Regions from separate parts of the Homo sapiens genome. Here region 2 is linked to region 1. A link is a contact called in ENCODE Hi-C data. All regions are on one chromosome and are shown on one strand. Each heading gives the region's core, a stretch centred on a gene start or an enhancer-like site at or near the end of the contact. The rest is flanking DNA. Distances are from core to core; before and after follow the strand shown. Region 1 overlaps DAPP1 (dual adaptor of phosphotyrosine and 3-phosphoinositides 1). Region 2 has its middle 180 kb from the start of TET2.

The links. A loop is a pair of places that touch in the nucleus more often than their neighbours do. Pooled maps may share reads with other maps.
Region 2: a map of naive thymus-derived CD4-positive, alpha-beta T cell shows a loop between it and region 1 (13-fold over the local background). The contact joins two enhancer-like sites. A Hi-C loop is called at or near these places in 1 of 168 maps with a recorded cell type or tissue (naive thymus-derived CD4-positive, alpha-beta T cell), 1 of 37 single-sample maps with no recorded cell type and 3 of 50 pooled maps.

Annotation. Positions count from the first base shown.
Region 1 is chr4:99,850,050-99,852,749 of GRCh38, forward strand. All of the region lies in intron 3 of DAPP1 (dual adaptor of phosphotyrosine and 3-phosphoinositides 1), which reads left to right. Among named protein-coding and RNA genes, the nearest start is that of DAPP1, 35 kb to the left of the region's middle. Within about 2 kb of position 1,287, at least 2 of the 41 ENCODE cell types and tissues checked have a DNase peak (open chromatin) inside an H3K27ac peak, as active enhancers do.
Region 2 is chr4:104,965,403-104,968,102 of GRCh38, forward strand. No RefSeq gene overlaps it. Among named protein-coding and RNA genes, the nearest start is that of TET2, 180 kb to the right of the region's middle. Within about 2 kb of position 1,414, at least 11 of the 41 ENCODE cell types and tissues checked have a DNase peak (open chromatin) inside an H3K27ac peak, as active enhancers do.

The DNA.
Region 1 (2,700 bases), core at 37-2,536:
GAATTGTAAGATGATAAATCTGAGTTGTTTTAAGCTGTTATGTTTGTGGCAATTTGCTACAATAGCAATAAAAAATTAGGCCAGGCACAGTGGCTCACGCCTGTAATCCCAACACTTTGGGAGGCCGAGGCGGGTGGATCACCTGAGGTCACGAGTTCGAGACCAGTCTGGCCAACATGACGAAACCCCGTCTCTACTGAAAATACGAAAATTGGCCCGGTGTGGTGGTGGATGCCTGTATTCCCAGCTACTTGGGAGGCAGAGGCAGGAGAATCGCTTGAACCTGGGAGGCAGACGTTGCAGTGAGCTGAGATCGTGACATTGCACTCCAGCCTGGGTGACAGAGCAAGACTCCGCCTCAAAAAAAAAAAATTAACACAGGTATTATTATGTGAAGTGTGTGCCTGGTCGTATCAACTAAGTACATCTTTCTGGAGTGTCATTTAAAGCATTATTTTCATATTAAGTATTAAATATATGAAGTAGAATGAAAATTAAGCATCAACTTTGAAGATAAAGTATAAGAGTTCAAAATGTATCTAATTTGGGAGCTGCTTTGATCCCTAGGCTTCAGTTCCCCTCTCCTCTTCTGTAAGGTGAAAGTGTTTGAGAGGCACCAATTTAACTATAGTTAATCACAAGTAGTGATTACTAGACTACCACCATTTTTATTCCTAGCAGAATGTTGCGTCTAGGTCTTTTTTAAGATTTCAAAATCCATGTCCCCAAAGATGCAATCATTCAAATTTTATTTAAGGATTTAAAAATATTCTGTCAAAGAATAATAATATCTAATATGTTATCATTCTCCCACAAACATTTATTTGGTGCCTTCTGAAGGAAGCATAATTATTCTCACTAGTAAGGAGCAGAAGCTTGTAATGGTTGTCCAAGGCCGATAAGTACTGAATGGCGGTAGTGACAATTGAACCCTGTTCCTCTGCCTGTGCATCCAGTGCTCTTTCCAAGGGTCCAGAGTGACTATGAAGCACATCACTGGGAGTGTTTCTTAGGGTTGGGAGCCAGCGCTGAATTTACCATGCATCTACAATGTGAGCACTGTGTTCACAGAGCCCCTGAGCCTGCACAGCAGCTACTCTTGATATAGGTACTGCTGCTTTCATTCTGACTGTAAAACTGTAGCCGGCCCCTTCTCCTCATATGACTGGATCTGTTCTTATGGGAAGATCACATTGACAAAAGAGAGCACAATGTGCAAGAATGGGACGGTTCTGATAATGGCAAAATCTGTTTTTCATTGTGATCCCAATGCTGCAATGCCAATGAGAGACAGAAAGAGGAAGGGCCAGAGGCTTTCATTCTTCTCTGAGGTCGAGATCAGACACCCTCTTCTGGCTTTTCTCAACAGCTTTTCATTTTACAGCAGCACCTTATCTGGGCCCAAGTATCAAAAGCCACAGTTCTGTTTTTGCAGTCAGACATTGTATGTATTCAAGTATCATAGACAGGTTTTGTTTTGTGTAGTTTTTTTTTTTTTTTTTTTTTTTTGAGACAGAGTCTCACTCTGTCACTCAGGCTGGAGTGCAGTGGTGCGATCTCGGCTCACCGCAACCCCCGCCTCCCGGGTTCAAGCAATTTCCCTGCCTCAGCCTCCCGAGTAGCTGAGACTACAGGTGCCTGCCACCACGCTCGGCTAATTTATTTTTGTTTTTATTTTGTATTTTAGTAGAGATGGGGTTTCACTATGTTGGCCAGGATGCTCTCGATCTCCTGACCTCATGATCCACCCACCTCAGCCTTCCAAAGTGCTGGGATTACAGATGTGAGCCACTGTGCCCGGCCTGTTTTGTGTAGATTTATCATTAACATTAGGGTGTTTTTTAACCACAGAGGAGACATTTTTCTTTTTCATTTTCTCACTCTTACTCTAATTCAGGTTCTATACTCTCCAGATCTTTCAAATCTTTTCAAAGACGCCCTTCCTGATGACCCTTGTAAAATATCACCCTCTCCCAACCCTACCTTTTCTATTCTCTATCCCTTTACCATGCCCTATTCATTTTTTCCATAACACTTCTCACACATAAAATATTTTTTAAATTTTTTTTCTGTCTCCTCTACCTAGAACATAAGCTCGATAAGAGCATTTAAACTCCTTTGTGTGCTATTGCATTCCCAGTACCTAGACAAGTGCCTGGCAGAGTGCAAAGCTCTGTAAATATTCGTTGAATGAATTGCTGAATTCTTTACATCTCTTCCATGTCTGGTACAATCTTAGGCTTGCTATAGAAAAGACCCTAGTAAAATTAAAAGCAAGAAACCATAGCAAGAAGAAAAAAAATCCCCTTAAGTTGCCTCTTTTTGTAGTTAGTTTCTAGTTTCTGATTGACTGATTGATTGAGGGAAGGATTTCAAGAAGGAAATGTCAGAAACATAGACTCAGAACTGCTCTGAGCCCTTGGAACAAAGTTCCCCAGCCCCCCATGCCTGGACCCCCTGGGCTGAGCCCTTTTTCTGCCTGGAGGCTCCCCTCTCCAGATGGAAGGGGAAGGAGGCAATCACTTGTGAGCACCAGCTTGTTCAGGTCATGTTCACTTAGTAATGCAAAGACTTTGCTTGGTTACTTTCATTAATTGGGTAGTATCAGAGAGTAGGGAGAATGCTCACTTTTTTGAAATCCACTAATTTGTTACACGTTTATTCGGAAACTGATTGATAGGAAATAAGGGCAATGGAATG
Region 2 (2,700 bases), core at 164-2,663, 5.1 Mb after region 1:
ATTTTGAGTTGACTTTTGTATATGGTGAGAAAAGGGACCATTTTTATTCTGCACGTAGATACACAGTTTTGTCAACACTATCTATTGAAGAGACTGACCTTTTCCCACTGTGTTTTCTTGGCATCTTTGTCAAAAATCAAACGGCCATATATATGTGGATTTATTTCTGGGCTCTCTACTCTGTTCCATTGGTTTATGTGTCTGTTTTTATGCCAGTATCATGCTGTTTTGATTACTATACTATTTTGAAGGCAAGTAGTACAATGCCTCCAGCTTTGTTCTTTTTGCTGCCAAAGTGTTTTTCATTAAAAATTTTCCTCGCAAGTGGAAAACATGATATAGGAAGAGAAAACACTTCTACGGCCAGAATGTTAGACAATGTTACTTATTCTTGAAATTAATTCTTTTGAGCCATGTTCCTCAGAATGATGTGATCTTAACATGAACACAGGAATAGCCTCACGGTAAAGAAGTCTGCTATGAATGATTGTTTTAGAGCTCTTGAAACTTCCAGGTTCCTGGAGACAAGGGCTTATCATAAAATAGCTCATATCAAGGTTGAAAATATGAGAAATAATTAGTAGTAATATATTGTAATCTCGCAGTCTGTTTCTAACCTGTCAGATGCACAAGTAGAATGATCATTCAGAGTATCCTTTAGTTGAATGTTAATCTTCCCCTAAAAAAGAAAATAGAGTGACTATCTTTTCCCATCATACACACATGAGTATTGTATATAATCAAAGTGCTTTTCCACTCTCTGGAAAACACAGTACCCATGTAAAGTGTATCAACACTGGAAACAAAACAGTTGGACTTATAATATTGTGAGCTCTCTGAAACCAGAAGCATTCGGCAGGAGCTGGAGTTTCAAATGCTAAAACAGAAATATAAAATCTTCCTGAGACAGAAGGATAAACTTCCAGATTTCTTCAAATCTCAGCTTGAAATTTTTAATTGCTATGTTTAGATTTTCTGAAAACCATTCTGTGAATTATTATTGTTTGATAACTGAAGGTTGATGTCCTTGCTTAGGTACACAGCAGCCCACCTTTATTTTTTAACAAATCTCCTTTCTTTCTTCTAGTCCCAACTCCTCAAAACACTGACTACTACTTACTCAAACCAGGGGCTGATAAAACTAGTTAACTTTCCCCTCAATACCTAGCATGCTGTAAGCAACTGGATAAAACCTAATTACCTACCTCATAAGTGAAACTTTTAAATCTATTTGTGCACTTCCAGTGTATCAGGCAGTTCATCCACGGAAGGTTAAAGAAATACTGAGAAACACTAATAAAACTTAAGAAGAAAGCATTCTTTGCTTTCATTGAGCTGGGAGGAAACTAGAAGTCTTCTAGTCCCACCCCTCCATGCTAGTAATAAGGAAACTAAGTTGCACAACACCACCCAGCTTGTTAAAGGCAGAGCTGAAACAAGAACCTGACATCCAATCCGGAGTTCAGTTTTCACTAACATATGCACCTTGACTTCGCTTGAATTTCCTCCTTTTGATTGACAAAGAGTGAAAGTACTGGTGGCCTAATTTTATAAGAAACCACTGAAAATTCTTGAGAAAACTGGTTTACTGGTTCACAATTGACAGATTTAATTCAAGGGGGAGAAGAAAAGATGCTTTAAAGCACAGCAATTACTGGACTAACACACAGCTGGGCACATTCATGGGGACACACGAGTGCAGGAGATCACTGAGGGAGAAAGTACAGGAAAAAATTAATAAACAGCCTCTGCTTAACCATGGGAAAAGCCCATATTTACAGAGTGGGAGGAGGGTGAATAACATTAATTGCCACTCTGGGCTTCTTCCCCAAAGTACTCTAGGACTGGTTTTTCAAGAGTAAAGAAAGGGACTAGACAAGTTAAAACTGCCTGCGGCACATTTTCTTGTTATACAGATATAAACACACACGTGATTTGTGCCTTGGCCTCACACCCTGCTCACTGCAGACTAGTTCCTGGTCCCTGGTCTCCATTCAAAGAACACAGACCACGCAGGATGTCAGTGGAAGAGGAAACTTTGTACACTGTTGGTGGGAATGTAAATTAGTATAGCCATTATGGAAAACGGTTCCTCAAAGTTAAAAAGTACAAGTTTACCTAGGTAACAAACCTGCACATGTACCCCTGAACTTAAAATAAATGTTAAAAAAATAAATAAAAATAGGCCAGGTGAGGTTGCTCACACCTGTAATCCTAGCACTTTGGAAGGCCGAGGCAGGTGGATCACCTGAGGTCAGGAGTCTGAGACCAGCCTGGGCAACATGGCAAAAACCTCGTCTCTACTAAAGATATAAAAATTAGCTGGGCGTGGTGGCAGGTGCCTATAATCCCAGCTACTCAGGAGGCTGAGGTAGGAGAATCACTTGAACCTGGGGGGCAGAGGTTGCAGTGAGCCAAAATCCTGCCACTGCACTCCAGCCTGGGCAAAAGAGGGAAACTCCGTCTCAAAAAAAAAAAAAAAATTAAAAATTAAAAATATTTACCCATTTGCAAATTTTAAAAATCAAATATATATTTAAAAAGAGTTTAAACATTTTTTTCAGATTTTTTAAAAGTTTTATTCTGATTAATTCACACTGGATAGAAAACGAATAAACTTCCAAGAGAAGAGGCCCCCTTAAATTCATTTTTTCCATCAAGATGAATAAGTGTGCTTCTGTCCAATTGCCCTGAATAATA